Regions from separate parts of the Mus musculus genome. Here regions 1, 2, 4, 5, 6 and 7 are each linked to region 3. A link is a loop called in an ENCODE intact Hi-C map of the cell type or tissue named here. Cell type or tissue: heart. All regions are shown on one strand. Region 1 overlaps Maml3 (mastermind like transcriptional coactivator 3). Region 2 overlaps Maml3 (mastermind like transcriptional coactivator 3). Region 3 overlaps Maml3 (mastermind like transcriptional coactivator 3). Region 4 has its middle 2.8 kb from the start of Rab33b. Region 5 overlaps Maml3 (mastermind like transcriptional coactivator 3). Region 6 overlaps Maml3 (mastermind like transcriptional coactivator 3). Region 7 overlaps Maml3 (mastermind like transcriptional coactivator 3).

What was found. Hi-C counts contacts between places; a loop is a spot of excess contacts. Peaks named below come from ENCODE experiments on the same cell type or tissue, not always from the same donor. Only the 100,000 strongest peaks of a DNase experiment are listed, where the experiment ranks them.
Region 1: it touches region 3 in a loop (7-fold over the local background); 17 of 42 quality-filtered maps call a loop at or near these places.
Region 2: a loop joins it to region 3, with 2.2 times the contacts of the local background. A loop is called at or near these places in 5 of 42 quality-filtered maps.
Region 4: it touches region 3 in a loop (2.1-fold over the local background); 2 of 42 quality-filtered maps call a loop at or near these places.
Region 5: a loop joins it to region 3, with 2.2 times the contacts of the local background. A loop is called at or near these places in 17 of 42 quality-filtered maps.
Region 6: it touches region 3 in a loop (5-fold over the local background); 6 of 42 quality-filtered maps call a loop at or near these places.
Region 7: it touches region 3 in a loop (1.9-fold over the local background); 4 of 42 quality-filtered maps call a loop at or near these places.

What each region holds. Positions count from the first base shown.
Region 1 is chr3:52,044,606-52,048,605 of GRCm38, reverse strand. The region is part of intron 1 of Maml3 (mastermind like transcriptional coactivator 3); the gene reads left to right. Among named protein-coding and RNA genes, the nearest start is that of Maml3, 58 kb to the left of the region's middle. In heart, no CTCF peak of the experiment used is centred here; DNase peaks (open chromatin) are centred at 265, 835, 1,535, 2,345 and 1 weaker place; H3K4me3 peaks cover 2,986 bases; H3K27ac peaks cover 3,474 bases.
Region 2 is chr3:51,892,996-51,896,995 of GRCm38, reverse strand. The region is part of intron 1 of Maml3 (mastermind like transcriptional coactivator 3); the gene reads left to right. Among named protein-coding and RNA genes, the nearest start is that of Gm46803, 190 kb to the right of the region's middle. In heart, a CTCF peak has its summit at 2,252 (motif pointing right); no DNase peak of the experiment used is centred here.
Region 3 is chr3:52,100,245-52,104,244 of GRCm38, reverse strand. It overlaps Maml3 (mastermind like transcriptional coactivator 3), which reads left to right. Exons shown (of 5, transcript NM_001004176.2): 1 at 1-566. The coding sequence starts at 102. Among named protein-coding and RNA genes, the nearest start is that of Maml3, 2.8 kb to the left of the region's middle. In heart, a CTCF peak has its summit at 2,177; DNase peaks (open chromatin) are centred at 364, 424, 1,474 and 2,194; H3K4me3 peaks cover 3,084 bases; H3K27ac peaks cover 2,952 bases.
Region 4 is chr3:51,479,123-51,483,122 of GRCm38, reverse strand. No RefSeq gene overlaps it. Among named protein-coding and RNA genes, the nearest start is that of Rab33b, 2.8 kb to the left of the region's middle. In heart, a CTCF peak has its summit at 1,864 (motif pointing left); no DNase peak of the experiment used is centred here; H3K4me3 peaks cover 161 bases; H3K27ac peaks cover 116 bases.
Region 5 is chr3:52,028,737-52,032,736 of GRCm38, reverse strand. The region is part of intron 1 of Maml3 (mastermind like transcriptional coactivator 3); the gene reads left to right. Among named protein-coding and RNA genes, the nearest start is that of Maml3, 74 kb to the left of the region's middle. In heart, a CTCF peak has its summit at 2,448; a DNase peak (open chromatin) is centred at 2,936; H3K4me3 peaks cover 1,439 bases; H3K27ac peaks cover 1,594 bases.
Region 6 is chr3:51,913,291-51,917,290 of GRCm38, reverse strand. The region is part of intron 1 of Maml3 (mastermind like transcriptional coactivator 3); the gene reads left to right. Among named protein-coding and RNA genes, the nearest start is that of Maml3, 190 kb to the left of the region's middle. In heart, a CTCF peak has its summit at 2,321 (motif pointing left); a DNase peak (open chromatin) is centred at 1,020; H3K4me3 peaks cover 837 bases; H3K27ac peaks cover 1,921 bases.
Region 7 is chr3:51,786,599-51,790,598 of GRCm38, reverse strand. The region is part of intron 2 of Maml3 (mastermind like transcriptional coactivator 3); the gene reads left to right. Among named protein-coding and RNA genes, the nearest start is that of Gm46803, 81 kb to the right of the region's middle. RefSeq lists an enhancer at 1-2,747. In heart, a CTCF peak has its summit at 2,442 (motif pointing right); a DNase peak (open chromatin) is centred at 1,608; H3K4me3 peaks cover 1,970 bases; H3K27ac peaks cover 2,245 bases.

The DNA.
Region 1 (4,000 bases), 56 kb after region 3:
CAAGTTCTTTATCCACTGAACCAATTCCTCTCTCCTTCAAAACGTAAAACAAGAAAAAGTATTCTGAAGGCAGACTGACTATACAACTCCACGAAGTCTCAATTGAAGAAGCTCCTGTGTGGCGTGCGCATGCGCGCGCGTGCACGCATACACACTTTCTGGAACGTACATTGTCTTCTCAGAAGCATGGCTGATTGAGGAGGATCCAAGCTGGATTCTGGTTAGTTCAGATTTTAAGATAAGTGAGCTGTCTTGCTGTGTGACTCATTCGGTGCTGTTTTAAGCAGTTCCACAGCCTCAGAGAATAAACGGATGCCTAATCATCTCCTGCTTCCTGTCATGGTTGACGTCATTGTCACCGTCATTGTCTTCATCATGTTAAGTACCCCAAAGCACAGAAGTTGCCAGACAAAATATGTTACATAGGTATCGTCTTTGGTGTCTGGACGTCTGCTCTCTTTAAATAGATAACTCCCAAATGGGTCTAATTGAGACTCAGATATTGACTGATTGCCCCGTGGTAAGAAACAGATGGCATTACCCAGTAATCTGAAAGTCCAAATCCAATATCCCAAATGCTGAGAGTCTCCTGTGTGTAACAGGTGTCCACGGTGTGTCACTAGGTTCTGAGGCTAGACTGTGAGAGTGGACACAATCCGGAGGAGCTCCGTGCAATGACAGAGATGTGTCTTAGAGTTCCAGGAGCCAGGAAGAGCATCACCGAGCCCAGCATGCAGTTGGGGAGCTCTTGAGCAAAGCCGTGGGTTTAGCTGGGTGAAGTGGTACGAGGAATAACGGAGACTGAGCAGGGCATGGGAGATCCCTAGTGCAGCAGGAGATTGATGCAGGCAGGACTAAGCTTGGCGATACTGGAAGGGAACAGCTTTCAGATGCCACGCGGAAGGCCTTGGAACAAGTGGGGCATTAGTGTTAGCTCTCTCCTGGTGTTGGGCAAGAGACACAGAGGAGGGCTCGGGGCTGAGCTAAGGGGCTGTGCCCTCATCTCAGGGTGCTGGGAGCTGGATTTGAGAAATGTGAGTGAAATAAAATGCAAAAAGCTTTTGCTTTTAGAGATGGGAGATGAGGAGGGAATAGGAGCCCAGCCTGAAGGATTGGTGGACCATCAGTCTCTTTAGAAAGGTCTCTTTAGAAAGAACTCATGGTTTCCAGTTTGGGGTGTGCAGGTCTGTGGGGAGGCACTGAGATCCAAGACAGGCTCTTGCTATCACCCTGGATAACCCACAGTGGCAGAGTCATTGATTTTTGCTCTGTCAAGACAGGGGGAGCAGGAAATGCGTGGAGTGTGAAGTGGGAGGAGCTAAAGCTCTTCCCATGATTAAACTGAATCTGACGGAACCACCGCAGAAGGATGAACCCAAGGTCCGTACACTGTGAGGTCCTTTGAGGAAGAGGCAGGATCACAGGCGGAGGCAACTCTGAGATCCTTGGGTGTCAGCAGCCAAGCTGAAGAAAGGCTGCCCCCGTGTCGCAGTAGGAAGGGATTCATGCTGCTGATTGGACGGCTCTGTGTTCTTGGCTATCGGTGGCAGGCTGCCAAAGCTCCTCTAAGCTGTCACTCACGGCCGGGAGGGCCGGACTTGTGGAGCTTGCCTCTCCAGAAAGTCTTTTTGGCCTTGAGACAAAAGAAAAAGAGCAGCTTATCGCACACTTCAGGATCCAGAGAGCCAGGAATTAATGAGCTAAGACACTGACCGAGGAAGTGGGAGAAAGCAAGGAAGGAGAGGTTCAAATGGTGGTTCTGCTTAGACGATAATGATGGTGATGACGATGATTATAAATCCTTGCAAACAGACATGAAAAGGAGGAGAAAGTTAGACTCTCGGGATCCTTAGGAGCTTCATTTGGGGCCACCATTATCTGAGGAGCCAGTCTCTGTGCTCAGTTGTCCCCAGTGACAGAAAAGAGAAAGAAATCTAAGAGTTCCAGATTTATAGATTTTCTTAATAATAAGGATGACGGTAGATGAGGGAAGGACAAATGGGAGTCTGTGGCCAGCGTGGGCAGGCTGCCTCCTTGTTTTATTTTACTGGTGATTTTCCTTTGCTTTGCACAGATCAGATTTCCCGCTCTGGTATTCAACAAGGAGCACATAGCCCGAGGATAGCAATTAGCTCTCTCTGAGCCCACTCTCCTTTGCACAGCTCTCGCTGACGTGTGCAATTACTAGCACCCCGGCAGCTCTTTTCAGATCTCGGCTGTGCACAGTGGGAAGTCAGGCCCACCATCCCAGAGTCCTCTGCCCAGACTCCTCCTCACCTGGTGCACAGGGACCTTGCCTGCAAATAGAACTGACGTGCCGGGACGTCATCGGGCCTGGCAGAGCTCATTGGCAGAGAAGTTCAGAGTTTTATTTTCAACCTAGAGACAGGCGGAGATAGATCCAGCTAGAACAGGTCTCTTCCGGCTTAGGCCCTCCTCCTGTGGTTGCTGGAGTTGTGGAGGATGGAATGTCAGAGGGAGCGTGCTTCTTATAGCCTCCTGGCTCACAGACTGAAGTTGGCTCCCTACCCCTCCGGCTGGTCCGTCGTCACAGTAGTCCTACGGTGTCCTGCGGGAGCTGCCTTCCCACAGCTTTCTTCTCTGCTTCTTTTCTTTCTCTACCTTGTGTGGTCAGGGTGTGTGTGTGTGTGTGTGTGTGTGTGTATGTGTGTATTCCTCAGGTAGATCCACTTCCAAATGAAGACCCCCCCCCCACCCCCAGCTAAGTTAATTCACTTCAGCTATAAAGTTGCCTGGGTAGACAGGAATGGCTTAAAACTTTAGGAATAAAAACTATAATACAGTGCAGGAAATGTTGCCTTTGTGTGGGAGGCAGAGAAAACCAAACCCTAAGAGGCTGAGATCCACTTCCATTCACCCTTCAAGGGAGGGCATCTTTGCCAAACCTGACTCTCCACAGGAGGATTCATAAATGGTGGTTGTTGTTGTTGTTTTCTTTTCTGGTTCATCTCATACCTGGCTGTGCCTTTAAGGAATGTTTTGGGGGGAGGACAGGGCACGCTTTGAGACCTCCTTCTTATGTATCCCAGACTGGCCTGTAACTCAGGATCCTCCAGCCTCAGTCAGCCTAGTGAGGGGATCGAGGTGGCACTGTGCCAAGCCTACATGTCTTCTTTTAAAAGGCAGAGACTTGCTACCGACCTAAAATCCAAGAGACCACAAAAGCAAGCTCTGGTGTGCCCACTCAGGGCTAGCTGAGGAGGCTCCCAAGTTCCCAGGGATTTTAGGGCGGAACTAGCAAAGGGTTAAGTGCCCCTCCCCCAACCCCCATCCCGCCACTACCTGACTCCACCCCCCCCCCCTCGTTGCTTGAAAGAGCAGTGTGGCCTAAAATGAGGGTTCTCTGCTTTGGCTTCTGTCTCTCTTGCTTGTCCTGACTTAGTAATCGTTCATTGTGACCGGCTTCTGTACATTACCTTGCCTCCTGTCCACAATCGCTCCACAGCTAAATTTCTGTTGCTTTTTAATTATCGCCATCATTATTTGGAACCGACGCGATGTTTTAAGCGAGATGTTTCGTCTTCTCGGTTGCCCCAGTGAAGAGGCCCGAAAAGGACCACAGCCCAGCCGGAGTGGGCCTCCCCTTCGAGGAAGCCCCTCGGCCACTCCCACCCTGGTGGGTTGTTTGTGTCTCACCCCATCAGCCACTAGGTCTTAGTAGGCTCCTGTCCCCCAAGGGGGTTTCTCTTGTGCTGTATTCCTGGGCCTGGCCTCTGATTCCACACATTGAAACGCAAATGACAGCAGTAATTGGCTGAGAGATAAACCTCAAGGAGCGTGTGAGCCGGGCTGCGGGGAGTTAAGTGGCTAAGTGACAATTACCGTGCCGCAGCCTTGGGATCAGCAGCAGCCGGGCCGTTCTCGTACAGGGTTTTAAAGGAGCAATATCACATTAATTGGAGGCAGGCTTCTGGGTTAACAGGCCTTACCCGGCCTCCCAGCTTATTTTATTCTACTTTAGGGATGAGAGTGAGTGGGT
Region 2 (4,000 bases), 210 kb after region 3:
GGGGGGGTGGCAGAGGCATAAGCAGGTGGATCCCTGAGTTTCAAGGCCAGCCTGGTCTACAGAGCAAGTTCCAGGATAGCTAGGGCTACACAGAGAAACCCTGTCTCAACAACAAACAAAGAACAGAGAGAGGGAGGAGGGAAGAAAGGATGGATGGAGGGGAAAGCAAGAGACTAGAGAGTAAGAGGCCCTGTAAGCACAGAGGACCAGTGGCCACTAAGGGAGTGGATGAGTGTCTGGCGACAGGGGTGGAGGCACTGCAGAGAAGACAATCTTCAGCCATCGGTAGCTTTGCTCCTAACTGTCCCTCTGTGCTTCACTTGTAATTTGCCCTCAATCCTGCTGACCAGCTCCCCTATGTTTCAAGGATGCTTCTTTTTAGGGCAACTTTCCAAGGAAGGAGCTTGCTTCCCAGAAGTAACTGCTGCTCTGCTGTCCCTAGAGGCAGGGAATAGTTATTTTCCAGCCTCTCCTTGTCTTGATACTTAGTGAGGTGGGGGCAGCCTTCCTCAGAATATCTGTGTGCTCACCACAGTTCAACCCCCTCTAACTGCCTGGAAGTGATTCTGACAGTGAACAACTTCAGCGATCACCAGGATTTTCTTTGTGAGGACTGAAACCTGTTCTCCAGTGTGACCCTTTTGACTTCCCTGAAGAAAAAGAGTAGCCAGTCGCCATCTTCCATGCGGTACTTTCATATCCTGAAGAGCATAATTCAATTGCGTTTTTTTTGCTTTGCTTACGATTGCAATGATCTGATTTTGCTGGAAGAATGTCTGTTGTAGGAACCATTTCAGCAGCTTCATTCAGAGAGAGCCCCTGGGTAGCAAGGGACACTTTGTCTGAAATGATGCTTGATGCTCACTCACCTGTCTGAAGGACAGAGACGTGATTTTGTGGACCCTGCCTGCTTCTGCCTGGGTTCCTTGACTGGGAAAGCTGTCCATCCATGCTGGATTCCCAGCAGCCCCTGAGTCATCTCCAAAGTCATCCATCCTAATGTAGAGAGTGCTACTTTTTCCTTACCCACACACACACGCCTTTCCTATTGTCTACCAGCATGGCTGAGTGCAAAGAAAATCATAGCTCTTTGCTTGCTTGTTCTTTCTTTATTTCTTTCTCTCTTCCATTTGTTGTTGTTTGTTTGTATGTTTGTTTGTTTTGTGGAAGAATCTCATGTATCCCAGACTGGTCTCTAATTCACTATGTAGTGGATAGAGGATGATCCTTCTGACTCCACCTCCTGAGTACTAGGACTGCAGGTGTATAACAACATGCTCAGTTTATACAATGGTGGGGATTAAGCCTAGGTCTTACTGCATGTTAGACAAGCACCCTTCGACCTGAGCTATGTCCCCAGTCCACCTTTCACTTTTATACCCAATAAGAATATCACAAACACAGCCGGAGGCATAGCAATCAGTTCTTGGTTGCTTCTTGAATCTGAAAGGTGATTATTCTACAGGCAGCCTAGCCATTGCCTATAAACAAAGCACTAAGCAGTAAGTGTTGTCAATGGTTGCGTGAACGCTAAGTTTCTTTGAGTTTAAGCTGTTCTTAAGATAAACAATCGAATCTACATGAATAAAGTTGTTGCAATGGCTTTGTGCTAACACAGTGATCTAGAAACTCTATGGTGGCTTAAGTTTTGTGGACGTTTTAATAACTGTTGAGTGATAATGGACAAAATGTGGACAATTCCTAATTTCAACAGTGCTATCTATCAACTATCCAAGAAGAGACCACTGAGAGGTGACTGTCAGTCGTGATGGCTAATCACAATCATGGGTAAATTCAATTTCATAACCACTTAGAAAGGTTTGCTTTTGAGTAGTTTTCTACCCTAATGGAAATTTAGTATTGCTGTATGACTGTGGTTCCACACACCTATAATCCTAGCATTAAGAGGCGGAGGCAGGAGCTTATTGACTATGAAGCCTGTGTGGTCTAGAAGGCCCTGTTGCACAGCCCAAAGTCTGGAGACACAGCTTCGTGTCCTTGTTTATATGAGACCTTGGGTTTTCTCTCAGCACTGCTTGCCCCACCTAAAGAAAATATGGCAGCATTGAGTGGTAAACCATAAGAGCAAATAAATACTCACAGTCTGTCTTGGTATAAATAATTTTGCCGAGGAGAAACAAGCAACTCTTTCTTAAGTAGAACTCCAAATGGTAACTATGGAAGCAGCATGAGAATCAGGGTCTCCGTGAGGCAGGCACCATCATAAGGAACAGGATGCACGCACAGAAGCTCCAACAGGGGGCAGCAGTGGAAAGAGACATGGGCTCATCCTCAGAGGGAAGGGCGGTGACTTTGTATAGTAGGGCCACCGGCACATAGCCACTTAACCAAGTGTGCTTGAGGGAAGCATCCCAGCGAAAGGCACATTGACATCACACGTCCCTTGATGCAGTACACTGAGAGGGACACAACATCACTGAGCTTTTCTGACAACGCAGAACCTCACTCCCCTTGTGTGAAGACACTACGCCAACCCAGAGGGACTGAGCAGCTTTTGCAGATAGGAAGAGACTGGGAAGAATAAAACCACCACAGGCACTGTGGGAGAATCCTGAGTAGGGTCCCAAGACAGAAAATGATGGAGAATAGAGTCGAATTCTATTATGGTCTATAGATTAATTAATAATATGTGTGAAAGTTAATCTCCTGTTCTTGAAAATTGAACCACGGTTATGTAAGACACCATTAGAGAAACTTGCAGGAGGGACCAAAAAAAAAAAAAAAAGAGCTTTTGAGCTGTTTTGCAACTTTTTTGTAAGTTAAAAAATGAACAGCATTTACAAAATTGTTCTGAAGGAGGGCTATGGGAATTAGTCATGTAGTTATTTCTTTAACCAAAGAAGAGCAAACTACCTGGTTTAAAAAAAAAAAAAAAGCCAAGCACTCAATTTCATCATTATCCCTTCTACCCAATATTCTTTGCTGTGTCTTCTATCCTGTGTTCCCACTTGCTTCTAGATGCAAGAAGTCCTTTCTATGGGGTCAGCAGAAGCTTATACCTTACACTGCCAGTGGATCTGGCTCCACTGGTCCTCTCCTGACATGAGGATGTATCCAGCTGAGTGTTGTCACTGTAGGCCTCCCTGGCATCCTGTGATGTCCTCTGCGTTGGATCATAATTGATGCTCTTGTTCTCCCCCAACCTCTTCTCCTCACATCGGAACATCCAATGAGGATGCTCCAGGTTCTCCATTTCTGGACTGTGGTCCATGACTGGACCATGATGCATTGCTTCCTCCACCCTTAGGTGTTTTCTTCCCCATACTTATCATACTTTTGAAAACTCTTTTTTTCACTTTGAATATGTTTAAGTATACAGAAAAGTAGAATGTAGCAAAGCTGCTCTGGCGTCGATCTGAACCAGATGAGTACTGTATTAGTCAGGTTCTCTAGAGTCACAGAACTTACGGACTGTCTCTCTATACTGAGGGCATTTGTTGTGATGACTTACAGTCTGTAGTTCCAACTAACCCAACAATGGGCAGCTGTGGATGGGACGTCCAAGAATCTAGTAGTTGCTCAGTCCCATGAGGCTAGTTGTTTCACTTGGTCTTCTGTAGAAGTGGGTTCCAAAAGATGTGCTGGCCAGTAAGTGCAAGCAGTCGAAGAAAAGCAATTCTTCATTGTTTCAATGTCTTTATGTAGGCCTCCAGCAGAAGGTGTGGCCCAGATCCAGGTGTGTACCACCATGCCTGAATCTGGGACTTGCTTTATCTCAGGCTGACCCTGAACTCAGAGCTCTCCTTGCCTCAGTCTCCTGGGATTAAAGGTGTGTACTACCTTGCCTGGGCCTAAGCTTTTCATGGCCACTGTGCCTCAAGATCTCCATGCCAAGATCCAGGTCAGAAACCTGTGCCTTCCAGCCTCAAGCTCTGGATCACAGGTGAGCCCTCCAATTCTGGATTGTCCTTTATTCCAGATATAGTCAAGCTGACAACCCGGAGTAGCCACTACAAGAACCTAGGATTAGATGTTCACC
Region 3 (4,000 bases):
GTTCCACTTAAACTATTTTAATCCTTGGACCCAAGGAGAAGGCTGATAGGGGGTGGATTAAAAAAAAAAGTTCTTCCAAAATAGTGTGCCCCGGGAGCAGGATGGGGGATTTCGCAGCCCCCGCTGCCGCCGCGAATGGTAGTAGTATCTGCATCAACAGCAGCCTGAGCAGCAGCCTCGGCGGGGCCGGGATCGGCGTGAATACTCCCAATAGCACTCCGGTTGCTCCGAGTGGCAATCACCCCGCTGCCGGCGGCTGCGGCGGCTCCGGGGGCCCCGGCGGCAGCTCGGCGGCCGTCCCCAAGCACAGCACGGTAGTCGAGCGGCTCCGCCAGCGCATCGAGGGCTGCCGGCGGCACCACGTCAACTGCGAGAACAGGTATCAGCAGGCTCAGGTGGAGCAGCTGGAGCTGGAGCGCCGGGACACCGTGAGCCTCTATCAGAGGACCCTGGAGCAGAGAGCCAAGAAATCGGGCGCCGGCAGCGGCAAGCAGCAGCACCCGAGTAAAACCCAGCAAGATGCGGAGGCTGCCTCAGCCGAGCAGAGGAACCATACGCTGATCATGGTGAGGGCTCACTGGGGTGCGCGTTGGGGTCGGGGGCGTGGAGTTCCTGGCTTGGGGGCTGTGAGGGTCTGATTTGCACCGAGGGATGAGGTGGGATGGAGACGAAGGGTTAACGTCAACTTTTCTCAGGGTAAACGCTTTCGCCGCCGCCGCTACCTGTTAATCTGTCAGGGTTGTCAGATTTGGGGAGGAAGGGATGAGAGGGAGAGAAGCCAGTCACGACTCCAAGGGGAGGAGGGAGCTTTAGTGCCAGAGTGAGGTGCAGGAAAAGTTTCCCCCTCCTTGTCTTAGAAATCGATGCGAACCAGAGTGAACCCAGGAGTAGAAACCACGCTGCTCCTCTCCGCGCCCCGCCTTCACCTTTCTCTGTACCACCGCGCCTCCCCAGATAGGTCCCCTTTCGCCCACCCCTCTCATCACATCCGCCGGGTGCAGGGAGAAATTGATGCTGTCGCACATTCTGAGTGGGCGCCAGGCCCTGAACCCTTAGGAGGGGAAGGAAGAGTCCCTGACTTCCTCTCCTTTGGGCTTGGGAAAGTCTGAGAGTTTTGTGAATGAACTTTGAAGTGGGTGAGAAGCGAGTGAGGGTGGCTGCGCGCGCGTACTCGTGGGGGCGCGCGCGGATGCCGGGCGCGCGAGCGCTGCGCTCGTCGCTCTAGACCCGCGGCTGTGGCAGGGCAGGTGGGGCAGCTGCGAGGGGGTCGAGAAGGAGGCGGGGGCGCAGGGGAGCCAGAGCTGTGCTCTGACCCTGCCTTAAGGCTTAGGCTTGCTCCCTATCCTCTTCTCCAACTTGCCCCCACCTCGCACTTCACCAACTTTCCGGCGACGGGTAACGAGCCCGGAGGAGTGGAGGAAAGCAGGGAGGAGAAAGGCTTAAATGGCCGGGTGGGTGGGTTCGCGGGAGGATGCGCAGCCAATGGCTTAAGTGCTAGGAGGAGGAAGGGGCCGATCCCACCCCTAACCCCGAGGGTGGAATCCTTTCTCTTATCTCCTCTCTAGGGTTCTCTAGCTTTCTTCTCTGGGAGAGGAGGAGGGGGGAGGCCGGAAGCTTGGGAAAGGTGTGTGCACTCCCTCCCCCACCGTGTCGCTAGGTTCGGGGCCCCGGTAATAGCTTTCTCCACGGAGCGCGCTCGCTCTCCCCACCGTGCCTTCACCGGCTGCACGGAACCCGGTGCCGGCCGCCCTCTCCCGAGTGCTTTCTGTTGCGACGCGCACGTTCCGGATCTCGGAGCGCCAGGGGTGGTGCCAGTGTCGCCGGGCGCTCGGGAGGGCGGGCGGTGACAAAGAGCCGGTGTGGGGGAGGGGAAGGCCTCAGAGCTGGCTCGCTCCCGCCCCCCACCCCGCACGTGAAGAGGAACAATTTGTTTATCTTGGGCTTCAAGAATCCTTCCCTCCTCTCTGCTCTCCTTGGCCCCTCCTCCCTGCCCTCCCTCTTCAGTGCGCTCCCGCCCAGTCCCGCCGGCAGCGCCCTCCTCCTCCCCTCTCTCCCTCGCGTGCTTCCCTCTCCACCCCCCACCCCCCCCCCCCGGGCCCTCCTTCCCCTCCCTTTTGGAACGCGGCCGTGGGGGAGGGAGCGGGAGGCGCTTTGTCCGCCTGGCGGCCCTGCGCAGTCCCCGGGACCGCCCAGTGCCTCCGGCCCTGCCCCCTCCGCCGCCCCAGGCCACCAGCGCGGTGGGAGGAAGAACCCGGGTCCCAGAGTCTTCTAGGGAGCTTCTGTCTTAAAAAACAGGAAGCTCTAAACCACGCACACACTGGCTTTTTCCTGATTGTACCCTGAGCTGGGACGAGATCGGGGTCTTGACTGTAGCTGGGGGACCTAGGTGTCATCTGTGTCTCTCGCAGTCCCCTAGTCCCCCTCCCTGCCCTCACTCTCAGTCATGGGAGATAGCGAACCTGAGGCTGTAGTAGAATAAGCCAGGCATCAAGGATTCCATTCTTGCCCGCCCCTCAACCCCCTTTAATGTTCACACACCTTCTGTTCCCAATTGCATCAAAATGGACTTTTTGCGTGAGATCCAAAATTCCCGTCTTCTGATACAGTTTACGACCTTTGGGGATGGATGCTGGGGGCGGGGTACTGAACGACTGTGGAACAAAAGCCACTATCTTTTTTTAGAGACCTGGTTCGAAGGCAAAAGGAGTAGAGTCAGGAGCCAAAAAGTTTTTTCTCTGGGCTCTGTACTCCCTTAACCACCTTTAGGTTGTGGAAGGAAGACAGGGGTGGGGGGCGCCTCTGTGCTAAGACACCCGCAGGTACAGCCAGCCTGTATTCTGAGAATTCCTAGGAGGGAGCTCGCCCAAGACAGTGGTTAACTTCAAAATGAAAATATAATGCTTATTTGAATAGATGAAGACAACAGCTATAAATTTCTCAATGAATTCTACTTCGGCAAGTTAATAACAAACTTGAAAAACGATTGCCTGAAAATCAATTTTTTTCTACCAGTTTTCAATAATTTAGCTTATTGACTTATAGAAATACCAAACCCGTGTGCAAAACAGTATATTCTAGCTTCTGCCGAATCACAGGCACCTCACAGATGCCAGTGTGAAGAATGTGTGACGCGTGGGATGAAAATAAACCGTTTCAATCCTAAGCAAAGACGTGTGTGTAGAGTCTGTGTACAGAGACAGAAATTAACATAGCCATCCTTTATGGGTTACATTTTCCTGGAAAATAATTAGTTTCAGAATTCACATCCGCCTCTGGGATGGAAGACTACTTTAAGCTTATCCTATGTATGAGATTAAAAAAAAAAAACTTCAAGATGGGTTACTAAGAAAATGTTCCTCTTCATTTTCTTGAATTGACTGCTGGATTATAGTGGTACTCTGTTGGGGCACAAAGCAATTAAATTTAGTTCTCAGATTGGACTCACTATTTGGAAAGCCCTAAAGAAAAACGGTGATCAGCCACAGCCAAACAACAGTGATGATAAAAATAAAATCGAAAAGGATTCTTTTCTGTTTTATTGCTATTGTTCACCTTCTTAGGACCAATATGTCCAAAGTACTAAATATCGATTGGCTCCTTCTGCCTGGCTTGGGTTAAGAGGACAATCTAATGAGGGCGTTGCTTCTTTGGCTTTGCTTTTCTGTCTTACACATTTACAAGCATAGGCATGAAAGACAGACAACACAAACTAGCAAGCCAAAAGCAACGGGAGGTGGGGAGCAAGTAGTCTTGCCCAGTCCCTGTTTTAGGTCATCGTGGGTTCTCTGTAGGCTGCTGCATACATAGAGCAGGCCACACTCCCAGATTTGAGTGTATATTCAAGTGACAGGTCCTTTCTACACAGGTAGAAATCCAACATTGGTCATCACCATTTTATATTTACAGAAGGCCCCCCACCCTGGCCCCTAAAGATCCCTTGGTGAGAACTGTTGACTTCACAAATTTAAGAATCTCAGTGGAGAAGTTGTCTTTCCAAAGA
Region 4 (4,000 bases), 620 kb after region 3:
AGTATGTTAGTGGTTACATGGAGACGTTTTGGAGTCAACTCTGAAGGATCTGACATGTTAACTTTGTAAGTCAACAAGTTCCAGTGCCAGTTGATGAACTGTCAATGAAACTCCTAGGTGAGAAAGAAAAGGCACCTTCTCAGAGAGGCAGAGTATACCCCATTCCCCAAGTGATGCCATGAGGCCAAGGTGATGTCTGTCCGATGTAAGTGGTAGCATTACAGGAAATGCTCTGCAGGAAACGGGTATTTCATAAATGGTCTCTGAATCTGTCCAGCTTCATCCAGAAGAGTGATGGTGCCTTTTCTCATCCTGGAGACCAAACAAGACTCCCCCTAGAACAAGAAGAAAAAAATATTTTTTATCACGCAAAAAACGATTGCTATACAAATATCCCTAGAAAAGAGCCCAGGAAGAAAGCTGTTGATCACTTTGCCTGAATTTACAGACATGAGACAAATGAGAATTAACCTCCATTAAATGGTTAATAGTTCATGAGATAATTTCACCATCTGTGTGCAGTGTTGGCAGCATTTTTCCTAGGAGGACTGAGATTTCCCGCATTCTTTGAATGCTTAGTAATTGGGCTTACATCCTGGGCATTTTAAACATTTCATTTTGAGACTTGGGTCCTATTGAAGTTCCATTGAAAATGTAGAACTGCATGATATAATAGTACATGCTGAGGCAGGAGGATAATCATGATTCAAGTTCAGCCTGGCTGCTGCCATGATGATCATGGACTAACCCTCTGAAAATGTAAGCAAGCCCCCAATTAAATGCTTTATTTTCTAAGTTGTCTTGGTCATGGTGTTTCGCTATAGCAATAGAAGAATAACTAAGACAGAGGCCTTCTTTCTCTCCCACTAAGGAAAAATGCTTATATTTAACACAATGAACATTCTTTCACTTGAGTGGAAATGAGTGGACATGGATGCTTGAATAGACTCTCTAAATCTCGTCAGTGCATAGCACTTCTGTAAAGCAACTCTGTGTGCTCTCAGGAAACACCTGGCCCTTGGGCTTTTTCTGCCTCCATGGGAGACCCGAGGCATGAAGAAGTGATACAAGGAACTGTACTGTTTATAAACATTTTGGTGTTGCACTGTGGGACATTGTGGTTGGGCCCTGGTTACTCCTTCCAGAAATAAGACTCAGACTCAAAATATATCTGCAAATATCTTGGCCATATAGCTAGGTTCTTCTCTGATTAGATATAAATTAAAATATCCCGTTTATTCTAGCCTACATTCTGCCATGTGGCTGGTTACCTGTGCTCAGGTACCATGAGTTCATCCCGTCGTATCTTTCTGGCAAATCTTCCCACCTCCTTCTCTCCCAGAATTCTTTCTCCCAACTCTTAGTTCCTGCCTAAGCTGATAGTTTGTCAGCCAGGAAAGGTGGCACATAGCCATGATCCCGGGTCCGCAGAAGGATAAGGCAGGAGGATCTCAAGTTCAAAGTCAACCTGCTGAATGTAGCAGGAGCAGAGGCAGGGTGACTGCTGTGAGTTCAAGGCCAGCCTGGTTTATATACTGAGGTCCAGGACAGCCAGGACTACATAAAGATTCTCTCTCAAACAAGCAGTATACCTATTATGTCCTTATAATGCCAAATAAAAAATAAATATGTATATGTTAAAAAAAAAAAAGAAAACTCAGTGGTAAGCCATTTACCTAACAAGGCCCTGCATTGATCCCCAGTACCCTTAAAATCTCAACAATTCTCTTAGGATAACATTTATGAATGACTAAACTTGTTTTTGGTTTTTTTTTTTTCTACAGTAGATATATATAGTGAAAAAGTGATTTCTCCAAAATAGGATGCTGGGTATGGCTGTTAAACTGTTCACTGGTGCCCTCTGGTGGCTACACAGGGAGAATGCACTCTTTTCCATGAGCCATTTTTAGTAACATAAAGAGTAATACTGGAGCTGATGGTAGAGTACATCTTAGCATCTGTGAGGCACATTTGATCTCTAGCACCAGAAGTAGTTATTTTGAAAAGTCACTTAATTACAACTATCATTTTATAGTTGATAAATATAAAAGTCAGAGCTGGGCATGGTGGCACACGCCTTTAAACCGAGCACTAGGGAGGTAGAGGCAGGCGGATTTCTGAGTTTGAGGCCAGCCTGGTCTACAAAGTGAGTTCCAGGACAGCCAGGGCTACACAGAGAAACCCTGTCTCGAAAAACCATACACACACACACACACACACACACACACACACTACACATATACATACATATGTGTACACACACACATATATATATATATATATATATATATATATATATATATATATCTCAAAAATCTTAAGACACTTTTTCTGCTTCAACTGGGACATAGCTCAGTTGGGAGAGTGCCTACTTAGCATACGCAAAGCTCTGGGTTCAACTTGTAGAGCTTCATAAAACTGGGTGTGGTGGTGCACTCTAATCCCAACCCTTGGGAGATGGAGTTGGGACACCAGACTTTCAGGAGCATCCTCTCTGAATTCTACACCATTTCTCCAGCAAACCTCTCTTCATACTTCTTTCCTGCTGCAACTATCTTTCCTCTTTACAACCCCCCTTCTTCATGTATTTCTTCAACTGGGTACAAATCATTCCTTCTGGGCTATTATGTATCAGTTACATTCCACTTTTCCTTTTGGTTTAAATCTATGTACAATTACAGTACGTATATACGTGCTGATGAGTGTGTACCGTGTGTGCACCCAGATTGATGACAGAGATCAATGTCAGGTATCCTCTATCAATCTCAATCCTTTGGGGTGTGGAGAGAACGTTTCTCAGAGATCCTTGTCTGTTCTGGAACTTGCTATGTAGAGCAGGCCTGCTTCTGTCTCCCAAGTGCTGGAACTAAACCCAGGTCCTCTAGAAGAACAGTCAGTGTTCTTAACCACTGAGCCATCTCTCCAGCCCCTATCTTATTTTTTGAATTACATATCTGTGTGCATGTGTGTGAGGAGCCACATCACAACATACACATGGATATCAGTGGAGTTCCACCATATGAGTCCCAGGTCAGCACTCGATGTCTGAGGCCCTCACCTGGAGCTACTTCACCAGCCTGAGTGCTGAAGACAAGGTCTCTGTATCAGGCCATCCGGCCAGCACCCCAGGAATCCTCTCACCTCTATGGCCAGCACCCCAGGAATCCTCTCACCTCTATGGCCAGCATCCCAGGGATCCTCTAATCTCTAACTCCCAAAGGCTGAAATTCTAAGTGAGCCTGAGTTCTATGTAGGTGCAGGGGCATGAACTCAGGTGCTCAGGCTTGCTTGGCAAGACTTTACCAAGATAGCCAATTTCCCCAGCTCCATGGAAGGCAATTCTTAATTAAGTTTTGCTAATTTACTCATTTTAGCTACAGAACTTTACATAGTTCAATTTATCCATTCCTATTTAGACATTCTTGTGTTACTGGATTGGGGGTGGGGGTGGGATTTGGTTTTGTTTTGTTTGTGTAGCCCTGGTTGTTCATTCTGTAGATCAGGCTGGCCTTGAACTCAAAGATTGTTGGAATTAAAAGCATTCAATATAACCGCCCAGCAACACTCTTGTATTTTATACAAATATAATTTGTAAAAGTTAAAATTTGTAGGGTATCAAGGAAAGAATTATAAACTGCTTCCTTAAATATTGGCCTAGTGAGCCATAGCAGGCGATAATGACGAGGAATAATGAAAATAGCAATACTGACAAGAATAACCTTGTTTACTCTACATTGGGCTACAGTGGGAAAAAAAAGTTAAAAGTTATATCTAAATGTTTGACCTAGAAATTTTTAGTACAGTGTCTGAGACATGAGTCAGTCTGTAACCTGATTCTAACTTACCTGCAGGCTGCTGCAACAACTCCATTATACTGCTGTGGTATGAAACCTTTAGAGTTTGTGCTGTTACTTGGCAATTGAGTCACAGGATCAAAGAAAATAATCTTACTAATTCTGGACCTTCTGTGAAGGCAGATCGAAAATGGAGACCTCCAGGT
Region 5 (4,000 bases), 72 kb after region 3:
GAGGGGAGGATCTAGGCAAATGAAGTCTAAAATATGTTTAGAAGATACAAAGTGACGTTGATACAGTCACAGGCATTCAAATGAAAGTGTTGCAATATATTACTATAAAGGATTATGTTTTAGTATACAAGTGAGAGGAATCTATTATATAATCATATTGTATCCATGTATTGAAACACAGCCCTTTATAGTAAGGCACAAGGGAGAATGTATTCACCTAACTGCTCATATATGTGGGGTTCAAGGATATACAAATATTTGGCTCTGCTTAATAATTAAAATGATTAATTCCCCTTTCCCAATAGGATAGTGCTCAGTGCATAATTTGTTTTTATAAATAAAAAGATCACATGGGGGTTTGCCTCATATGGGAGTGCTAAAAAGAAATAAAGATATGTATTGGTTTGAGTAAAATTGGTGTTTTGTGTTAAAATAGCTATCGCGGGTAGCCTCTGCTAACCAAATAGACTTCTATGTTGGGCGAACCTAAGCCAAAAAGATAATATACAAACAAAGAACCAGAAACTGGAAGATTTTCTTGTGTAACTCCACAGTGGGTAGTCACTAACCTAATGGATATGTATGTATGTGTATGCATATAAGTATACACATATATATGTCTATAATGTTCGAGGCTGGGCCCCGAAGCTTCTGTGAAACGCTGTCAGTGTTTTAGGGACATGAGTCCAGTGACCATAGTTGGAGTAGCGTTCTGTGGATGCACATCCTGACCATGGCAGGCCTGTCTGCCCATCATGGCTGAATGGTGGGAAGAGCCTGAGTGAGATTCAACCTCTCCTGTCATGCCTCAGCCTCCTGCTCTAACTCCTTGAGTTGCCTGCCTCCCTTCCTTATGCTGTGGATGGTTGGGTTCATTACACACGTCTTAACTTCTCATTTTCCAGCAAATTAACCTTTACTTCAAAAATGTAAGTGACTAAACACTCTTTTCTCCCTTCACAATTAGCTACCACTTACACTGTGGTAGTCTTTGTTCAAGGGAGTATTGTGCTATTTTCTTTAATGCATTGCAAGCAAGTCCAAACATCTGTCTTGCATTTTGTAAAAACTTATTTTGGAGTGATTTATACCTTTGTGATTCTGAATGTTTTCTAGGTTGGCCTAAGACATTTTTCTAACAATTAAGAAAATCAATATATTGCTTCACCTGTCTATGGCCTTGAGTACCTGGATGCAGGCCATGGGAACTAATACAGAATTTTTTCCAGTATGGAGTCATTGGGAAACATCAGCTGCTTCCTCATTTATGGTTGAAATGACTCATTTTCAGGAGTCAGGGGAAATTTAGTTGAGGAGAAAGATTGTTAGCTGTCCAAATTCTCAAGAAAAAAGAGACAACCATGAATGCACATAGCAATTGCTTCTATCCTATGTGCCCTCCTTCCTGAAGGACATTCATCCATGATCGAATCTCTCACAGTCTGCTCTCTAAAGCAGCATCATAGTTGAGGTTGCCCTCCATACTGGAGACTGAGGCAAGGGAGTCTTTACCAGGAGCCACAAGAGCACTGAACTTACCATTGCTGGCATGTCTACTTTCCCAGTGACCTGGGATTGGTTCCCATATCCGGATAACCGGGGACAGTTAATTTAGGACAGTCTCAAGTGTGGCTTGGTCAGGGTATAGAAAGGAGCCCTTCCCGTAAAATACCCAAGAACCTGATCCTGAAAGGGACGTGGTCTAGATCATGTTCCTGTCCTGTCACTAGTCAGCAATGTGACCTTGGGCCAGTGGCTTCTTCACCTTGCCAAGCTGCAGATGGCAGAAAGCAAAGCCTGCCTCAGGAAGATGTGTAAGCCTAGGTGTGAAGTCTAGAGCAGGTAGCCCAGCACGCAGGCTGCTGTAAGTTCTTGTGAAGTTGGGACTTGTTCAGGGCCCATTGTAGCAGCAGTTGGAGACCCTGCCTTTGATTTCTTCCAAGCCCCAGCAGCTGCTGACAGAGAGATGGAAGACAGCGGTGGGGACCGCCGGGGGGTGGATGAGCAGGGATGTGCTTCCCACATCCTTCACGGTCTGGGCCCATCCTTTCTCTGATTTCCTGCTCCATGCTCCCTATCTGCCTCTTGATTGATTCTGCCTCCTCATTCATTCTTAAGGCATCCCTGATCTCTTCTGCACAACTCTCCAGGTCCGAGGGCTACAGCGAAGAAGTCAGTGCAGGAGCCGTTTTGAAGACTGATTTGTGTAGAAGCTGTGAGCGTTGATTGATTGTCACTCACAAACTTCGCTCTGTAAACCCATGAGCCGAGCATCTGCACGTCCTCACTTCCCTGTAACCCTGTGGGTGTCTGACAGAACATCTCGTACCCAGTCGGTGCTCAGTGCAGGGTGTGGGGAGGCGAGGGGGAAGAAAGATGAATAGGACCGCAGAAGTCATCCATCCATCAGAGTCCCTCTGGTGGCTATGAACGAGGAGTTGAGCTGGGAACGGGGGTATGATCTGATACAGAAAGCAGGACAGTTGGACAGATTTGGCTCCTCTCGTGGACTTCTTTAGTACTGGCCACCCCTTCATATACTGTCTCCTGGCCAAATGGGGTGGTGAGTTATACTTAAGGGAAGCTCAGCCTGGAATCATAGCTTTTGAGACAGATACACCAGACCCTCTGTTTCCTTTTTCATATTCTGTATGAGCTAAGAAGCCAACAAAATGGCAGTTTCTCTTTGGTCGACCTCCTGGGAGAGAGTTCTGTTTGGGAGGAATCGTGTCCTGGGAGAGAGTTCTGTTTGGGAGGAATTGTGTCTCGAATGGAGGGATCATGACAGCTACTGGGACCTCCCCCTGGTTTTTTGTCGACCGAGTGGGTAGAACAGGAGCCGGAAGTGTCTGGTGGACGTGCCAGTGTTGAGGAACTCGCGGCTGCTGTTTGATCACAACAGGCTGTCTGTTCTTCCTCCCCCACATCCACCACATGGACTCATGTCTTCGACACGAACACATTCTTCAAATAACACCTTCTGGGACATTCTTGCACCCCACCCCAGCCTGCCCGAGGACTCTGTGGTAATGAATGGGAGCTTTCTTAACTAATGATATTCTGGACCATCTGTCCAGCTGGTCACTGAGAACAGAAAGCAGATGCACGCACGCGTTGCTTCTTCTTCATCGTGGTCCCATAAAATTAGAAATGGAAAGATTATCTCTTTCCTGGATCTGGGAAGAGAAAGTCTCTCTCGATGCATTTCGTGAGAGATTTAGATTAAGTTGCTGTTGCTTTTGAAAGCATGAGTCCTGTGAGGCTTTGGATCTCGAGAGATGAATGTCTGTCTGTCTGTTTGTTTTGTCCTAGGTTAACGTGTAAGCCTGTGTTTGTTCTCGCATGCCACTTTGGATCTCTTGACATTAGAAGGAAGTAGATGTCTTGGTCTTCTGCTTTTTTAAATATTAATTGAAAATAAATATTTCTTCATGTAATATATTCCGTTCACAGTTCTGTTTCCCGTCTCACTTCTTCTCCTAGATTCTCCCCACCTCCCCACCCTTCCAGTTCCACACCTTCTTTCTCTCTCTCTTTAGAAAACAAACTGGCCGGCTGGTGAGATGGCTCAGTGGGTAAGAGCACACTGACTGCTCTTCCAAAGGTCCTGAGTTCAAATCCCAGCAACCACATGGTGGCTCAGAACCACCCGTAATGAGATCTGACGCCCTCTTCTGGTGTGTCTGAAGTCAGCTACAGTGTACTTACATATAATAATAAATAAATCTTTGGGCCGGAGTGAGCGGGGCAGGAGCGAGCAGAGGTCCTGAGTTCAATTCCTAGTAACCACATAATGGCTCACAACCATCTGTACAGCTACAGTGTACTCATATACATAAAAAAATAAATCTTTAAAAAAAACAACCAAACAAACAAATGGGCAAATTAAAAAGCAAAATAAAACAAAACAGCATGAGAAACACATTCTGCAAACATGCATGTACATGCATGCATGTACCTGTGCACACACACATACACACACACATACACACCATACAAA
Region 6 (4,000 bases), 190 kb after region 3:
TGAGGAAGGTGGTCACCTCTGCTGGTTACCATTCTGAAGTGCACCTGCTTCCTCTTTATGTCTTCCCGTCACCTGAGAGGACAGTGGGAGGTCAGTGTGCTCCCTGAGTTCCGCTCCTGTCTGTGGGAAGGACACTGGCTGCCTGTCCGGCCCCTTTCTCTGGGAGGAGGGGCCCATGCATTCATGTGTTCCTATGGTGGGGTGCACACTGTATGCATGTGTGTTCCTGTGGTGGTAGGGTACACACTATGCATGTGGAAGTCAGAGGACAGCATTGGCTGTCATTTACCAGCTGCTGCCAGCCTTCTTTTTGACAGGATGGGGAATGGACCTGCTGATACTCTAGGCTGGCTCATAGTCCTAGCCCAAGTTACTTACTTACTCTATCTATCTATCTATCTATCTATCTCAATCTCTCTCAATCCCCCCCTCTCTCTGAGTTATAATGCACACAACCATGACTGATTTAAAATAAATAAATAAATAAATAAATAAATAAATAAATAAGGGTTCTAAAAACCCAGTTACTTACTGATCTCTGTCCGCAACCTGATCATTTCCTGAGCTGCCTCTAGATGACCTCTCTACACTTAAGCCAGGAGGTACCCAGAACAGAGGGCCTCTGACACCCACACATGGCAGGCTGCCTGTGGATCTCTATAGTCCTGTGACAATCAACCTTCCCAAGCTGGAGCTTAAAGCCCCCTTCTGCCTCCTTTCAACGCAAGACTTTGCTACCAAGAATTTTCCTGGTAACCTTCTTTGTTTTTTTTGCTTACAAAACTTTCCTTGCTATTAGACCTGGGGGTTGGGGGAGGAAAAGAACAAACACAAGTCAGCAATAAAAGCTCTTGTTAAGTTAAACATTGACCAGGGCAGCATTCATCAAGCTGCTAGAGTCGTGGCAGCCGTCCTGTTCCTCCCCCACAAACGCAGAAGCAGCTGGAAGGGAAGCCTAAAGTCTAGGAGGGGATGGCTCCCTCCTCCACAACTCTGCCTACGTCAGCCCCTGAAATAGAAACGTGGGGATGGAGTGGTTTGATAGCAAGGAAGAATCTAGAGAGAAAGCAGTGTCATGTGGCCTAAACTGGCCAACTGCTGCCTCCCTGGAGACATGGGGCAGAGAAAAGGATGGAGCCTCGCTCGCCCTGGCATTTCTGCATCTGTTTTCTGGTCCTTGCTGCTTCCATGCTTGCAGTAGCTGCTGTTCTTCGTGTTAGTGCATTCATATCAGCGGATGGTATAAACACTTAGGCAGCCAGCCTGCTATGGAGGAAGCCAAAGCAAGAGAGCTCTGGGCCAAGGTGATTTCCCTACTCTGACTCCCCCATCCCCACCCCCTGGTCTCCAGCCTTTTACAAAGCATAGTGGTTTAAGGTTAGCATAGGATGGAGAGAAAGGATCTGAGGCTTGGTCCAGATCTCTTCTTAAGGAAACAAGTGCTTCCCCACTGGGGCTTAGCTCTGGGAACTGTGACCAAGAGAAACTGGAAGCCCTAGTAGGAAGGGTCTCCAACAAGTGGAATGAGACCTGTAAAACCAAACCTGTGTGTGGCTAGAAGACAGGATCAATCAAAGAAGTGAGGTCAGTCTCCACCATAGTGGAAGGAGAAGGTTATCAAAATGCCATCTGTTAGAGGAACTACCCCTTCAATGTCCTTCTGGCTGGCCCAGAAAACACAGAAGTCCTTGGTGTAAGCACAACAGGACTGGGCTAACCACTGCTGAGCAGGGCAGCTATGAGTCTCTGGGGCACTGTTTGGGTATAGCAACTGACCAGCATGTGTGTCTTTGTAGCCTTCAAACCACAGTCATTCCCAGAGGGCATGTGGATTCAAATATCTCATCGTGAAGCCAGGGGAGTGGGGAGAGACTATCACATAGAGATGTACTATTTCAGGAGGTGGCCACTCCATCTTTCTCCATAGGAACCACTGGGAAATCAGGATGGAGGTGGGATCTCTGCACCCCTGTGCTTCAACCACCAGCATGAGAGGCAAAGGGAGAAAGATGCTGGGGCCTTTATAGTGCCCCGGAGACACAGAACCAATAGCTCTTTCACTCTAGAGAGAAGGAAGTTGATTTGTCACAGTACTGATAACAGATGACAGTCTCCCCCACAGCAGCTCCGTTCACATCTTGCCAAACACCTGTAAACCCCTAACAGAACAAAGCTGGGTGCTGGAGACTTGACTCAGCAATTAAGGGCACTGGATGCTCCTACAGAGGACCCAGCTTCAATTCCCAGCACCTACGGGGCAGCTCCCAGCTTCTGTAATCCCCACTCCAAGGAGTCTGACCCCCTCTTCTGGCCTCCGTGGTACTACACCCAGGTGATATACATACATACAAGCAAAATACCCATACATAGGAAATAAAAATAAGTAATTTTTTTAAAGTAGGGTTGTCAAAAAAAACCATTAGAAGGTAGCTCTATTTCTGCTTTTTAGAGTGTAGCTACTTAGCATGTGCTGGGGAAAGAGGGAGGACAGGACTGGCTGAGAGATATTTTTAAACAGAATTGGCTCATTAATGGGAGTGTGGGATGTACTAAGTTCAAAGCCTAGAGAGCAAGCCGGTGGGCTGTCCTGATAAGCATGGCTGTTATAGTCTTGACTTGGAAGTCTTCGGGTTTTCTGTGATCCAGGTTTAAAGCAGAATATTGCTTCTTTTACAAATATCAATCCTGGCTCCAAAGGCCTTCAATTCATTGAATGAGACCCACTCACATTACGGAAAATCATTTGCCTTTCTGATCTAACACTAACCCGAGGCTGCACGGGGCCAAGGATGGTTACAAATGTGGCCCAGCGCAAAGTTGTAGACTTACTAAAAATCAAAGTTTGCAAGTCTAAACTTTACAGATGAAATGGTTGTGTTGCAGTGTATACTAGATGCTAATATAAATATTATTCGTGTCTAAAAAAGATTACTTTCACAACACCTGAACTGAACTAGAAGAGTTTTTTTTTACTTTTTGGGGTGTGTGTGTGTAAGATTTTAATTTTTGGATGTTGCTTTCTCTTCCTTTGATTTTTATTTTTGGGAATCGGCTCTCAGACTTAGCACAGGTTAGCCTCTAACTTGCTATACTCCCGTGTTAGCCTCCCAGCTGCCAAGATTATGGACACATGTGTCATGCCCAGCTTCAACTAGCATTTGACCCAATTTCTGAGCACTATAGACAAGCTAGGTTGCTATGTATCATGAGCACTTCCTGGAAAATAGAGGAAGGAGTATTCCCTCTCCCCAAGCAACACTCAGAGATGTTGTGAACTTGTAATTATGGACTCTGTAGTTGAGTAATTATACTTGTAAATTGAAAGTAGAACATTTTGGTCATAGTTCCATAAAGTCAAATGTTGAAAGTGTCTTAGGTATAAAAGTTGTGTTATCTGCCTATGTGGCAGGCTGGCTGGTTTTCTTGTGACACATTGTCTGTGACATAATCTCTGAAATAATCGATAGTCACTGAAAATGGTCTCTTTTGTTTTTTAACATTGCTCTCAGCAGACAAGTGCATGGGCCAATACCCAGCCCTAAAACAGCAGGAGCCCAGTTCTGATAAAACATCGTCTGATAAGGGCTCGGAGGAATTGGTTTCGGTCCCTACTTGGGGACTTGCAGAATGGCATCAGATAGGAAAGGAGGGAGCACCATGTAAAAGCTTAGCCCCAAAGTGCCACTGCCTGAGTTCACGTCCCAGCTCTGACTCTGCGATCCCATGTTTATCTGCCCAGCGCCTCTGTTTCCTCACACATACAATGAGGACGGCATGCATGCTGTCTCCCTGGTAAGATTGGGATGATTCAGAGCATCTGCATGTCCACGCGGCACTGTGTGAGCATTTACTAGGATAATGAGATAAAAGTCCGAGTTAGAGGGTTGAGATGGCGGAAAAGAAGTTTCTAGAAAAACTTTTATGCCTCAGAGCTTTGCTATAATTCCTTACATGTTTAAGATCACTTTATAACGTTGTCTTTGGGGAAATTCCATTCATA
Region 7 (4,000 bases), 310 kb after region 3:
ACCATTATCCTACTCTCTGTTTCTGTGAGAGCAACCCTTTAGCTTCCGGGTATGTGTGAACACGATGCTGTTCTATTCCGGACTTATTTCCTCCATTCCAGCCTTGTTGCCATGAGTGGCAGAAGTGTACATTATACAACAAAGCAACCTTCCACTATTATGCGATAAGATAGTGTTGCACAATGTTGTGCAGTAAGATAGTGAGACAGCTAGGAGATTGGGATGGACTCTGAAGTTTGGGGACCAGTACTCAAGCCTCAAAAGTGGTGTCGGGATGGGCTAAGACAGAACGTGGTGACTAGGAAAAAGCGTGTCGTGACGTCCTAGGGCTTAGAGGGACACAGCTCATGGGCAGGGAAAAGTGAGGTGGGGTGAAGCTGGGAAATAGTCTGGGGTCACGTCATTTCCAGGATTCTACCCGCTGTGCTAACAGTGAAGAGAGGCCGCTGAAGACTGACAGGCAGGCTGTTCTAGTGCAGTTGTAGTTGCATTTTTGGAAACCTCCATCTGACCACACAGCTGGTGGAGGGGAGTGGGCACGGAGAGAATTATTTGGAAAGAACTTTAGCCCTATAATTTGAAGGCTGAGAGAACGGGGTGAGAAGAAAGAAAGACAGGAGTAAGTGAATGGAATTCAGTACAATAGACACCGCGCCCTGGAGGCCTACAGTAAGGGCCTTGCTGATATTGGAAAATGGACCTTGAAGGAGAGGGATGTATTGGTTGGAGCCTAGGTTCCTGACTTTTAAAATCAGAGTGACATTGATGCCCATAGGCCCTGAGAGAATAGACTGTCAGAGGAACGTCATGGCTGGGGTCTGCCCTAGAGGGATCCTGCAATATCATACACTTGCAAGGAACTAGAAAGAGGGAGACCCGCCCAGGAACTCTAAGGCTACAGAGGGACCACCTCAGCCCTTCCAAGGGTAGAGCGTTAGCGTCTGGGGCGACAAAGCAGTTGAGCGTCCCCCTGTCATTGTGGCTGCTTATAGCCCCGGTCTGGGAAAAGGTAAAGCTTAGGGGAACAGAAACTTGGCCTTTTCCTCATTTTCAGCTTTCCAAACCAAGCAGAGGCGGGCCATTTTCAACAGACACTACTGCCAATTAGAAGAGGCAAAAGACCAGCACAAAGTAGGCTCCCAAGATCTAGCCAGTTGAACTGAACCAAAACCATCCGCTTCCTGGGCCCCGAGAAGGTGCAACATGTCACAGGTCCTCAAGGAGAAAGGGGCTGGCAGGGAGGACCCCTGCATGAGAATTAAGACCTCTGTGACCCCCATCTGTTCCTCCTCTCCTCTCCCTCCTCTCCTGCTGCCATGGAGACCAGTCTGGAATGGCAGTAAGCCTTATGCCCCAGAGAAAACAATACAGTGTTTGAAGAGTGGAAGTTGGCCTCTAAGCACAAGCTCTGTCGCCCATCCCCCACAGCCCAGGATTCTTACAAAAGGCAGCTTTTTCCGCTAGAGGGTCAGAGCTCTGCTGTCCATCGATCTGCGTCCACTTTGTCCCTCGCTACTTCCGACTTGTTCATTTTTGAACTCACACCACACAGCCTGAGTGTCATGGGTCTGTTTAGTCGGAGAGGTGCTGATGTGACCGCGTCCCTTCTGCTCAGTGGCACAGAGCATCCCGCTCCTTTTTGTGTCTTTGAACCGCTGCTGTTGACTCACAGGCTGGAGCGGTTGGGCTGGGCTGAATTAGAAACAATGTAATCAACATCTCTATTTTTATCTCTGCTCTCTCCCCTCCCCACTGACTCACGGTTCTCTGTCTCAGAGCCCGGGATCTTAAAAGACTTGCATTAGATCCAGGGTGAATACGCACAGATGTGGTGTTTCTGCCATTCAAAGCCAGGAGTGGTTTTTCTTTTTCTTTTTTTTTTTTTCCTGATGCACTGGGCCCACACGTCAGTAGTGTTATTTATTGCCGTTCACTGCCATCTTCTTTGTGGCTGTGTTACAGCTCAAGCTGCCTTTCCCTCCTGAGGTCTAAGATAAATTTTGCAGACAAGGGAGGAACCCGGGTCTGATTTCTGAAATGAATCTTCAGAGAAAACTTCAGCACTGAACTAAAACTTTTAACTTTTCCCAGTTAATTCGGGAAGCCTGACCTGGAATCTACAGAAAGCAAAAACTAAATACAATATAGTAGTAGGTCCCCCCCCCCAAAAAAAAACCACCCCAACGATGAAGGATCTTTTTTTCCTGCCTAGACTTCTGCATGTTGATGTGTATTTTTAAATTTTTAATTCTATAGACATAGATATGCTAAGTGCTTGGAATTCTGAAGCCTTAGATTTGAGTCCCAACCTGATATTGCTTGCTATTTATAATCTTCAGCTGACAACTTAATTCCTATTTTTAAGATTTTTTTTGGTTTTATGATTATGTCTGCCTGAATGTATTTATATGCATCACATATGTGCAGGTGCCCACAGAAACCAGAAGAGGGCACTAGATTCCCCTGGAAGTAGATATACAATGATTGTGAGCCGCCCAGTGTGGGTGCTGGGAACCCAAACTGGGAATTCTCCAAAAGAAACACTCCTAACTGCTGAGCCATCTCTACAGTCCAAACATGTCATTTCTCCATGTCTTACTTTTCTGTTTTGTGAAATGGAGTTTGACCTCTCAAACATACGTTATATATCTTATAGAATTGTTCTGAGGATTAAAAAAAAATCTAACGAAAAAGCTTTAAAAATCTAGATTTCGTGAGGACTTTAAAACAAGGGCCAGCACATAACAATCTGTCCAAAAACAAATTAAAAAGTTGGCTATTTTCGTGCCTCAGGCCATATCTACCCGACTTAAGAAAAGTAATTCATCTTTAAAAGAATTTTCATGGGCCAGGGTGGTAGTTCAGTCAGTAAGGTGCTCAGGCATGGTGACCTATTTGGTCCTCACTATTCACATAAAAAGCCAGCCGGGGTGACCTGTGCTGGGAAAGAGGAGCTATCCTGGGACTCAATGATGAGCCAGCCTAGCCTACTTTATGAGCTCCAGGCCAGTGAGAGACCCAGTCTCAAGAAATCAGGTAGGCAGTGTGTGAAGAACATCCAAGGTTGCTTTCTGGCCTACACACACACACACACACACACACACACACACACACACACACACACTCTCCTTTAACAAGCACAGAACACCTCGGGATGTTGCCTTATCTATTCCAGAATTTATGAGCCATCCTTCTACAGAAACTAAGGGAACCCTGTGTTACAGAACGGACCTATTTTTCTTTCTAGCATAAGCGCAGCCTCTAACTCCCCAGTCTGCCTTTCCTAGAATTTTATTCTCATTTCATCAAAATTGGTTTTTGTGTTCTGTATCCAAGGGTACTTACACGTTCTTCTCCAGATAATTGTATTTTACATGCAGTGACTTTTTCTTGGCTTAGCTAATGTCACCTCATTAGACTAGACTCTAATGATGCTCTTTCTTTTCTACAGTGCAGCCATGACAGTAGCCTGGGAAACTCTCTGCAGAAGTTATCCTTTCTCTTCACCTGGGTCTCCCCATCACCTTGAGCCCTGCACACTTTACTAACTGAAGGGTTAGAATCCAAGGAGGGAGGTTCACAGAACCCCAATGCAAATAAAAGTCAGGCAGTCTCTGGAAAGCTCCCAGCCGCCCTGTGCGTCCCAGAAACTGCAGTAACCTAGTAGGTTAACACATCTTAGGAGTCACACCCTCTTTGCAGCTATCCCCGCTGTTCCAAAACTGCCTGAACCACAGAGCTTCATGCAATGTGCCATACCTGCACCACCGCCACAAACCAACACTCTGGGACTCTTGGGCACAGATTCAGAGAGATCAAGGTACCCGATCTCCCGTGTGGGAAAAGCTCACAGGAGGGCAGCGGAAGCTTGAGGCAATGAGATGCATCCTGTCACCGTCATCCCATGTAGGGGTTCAAGGCTAACTAACTACTTGGGTCTTTTGGTATTCAGCCTGTATCATTATCCAGGCACCACGTTTATATGAGAGGTTACTAAGTG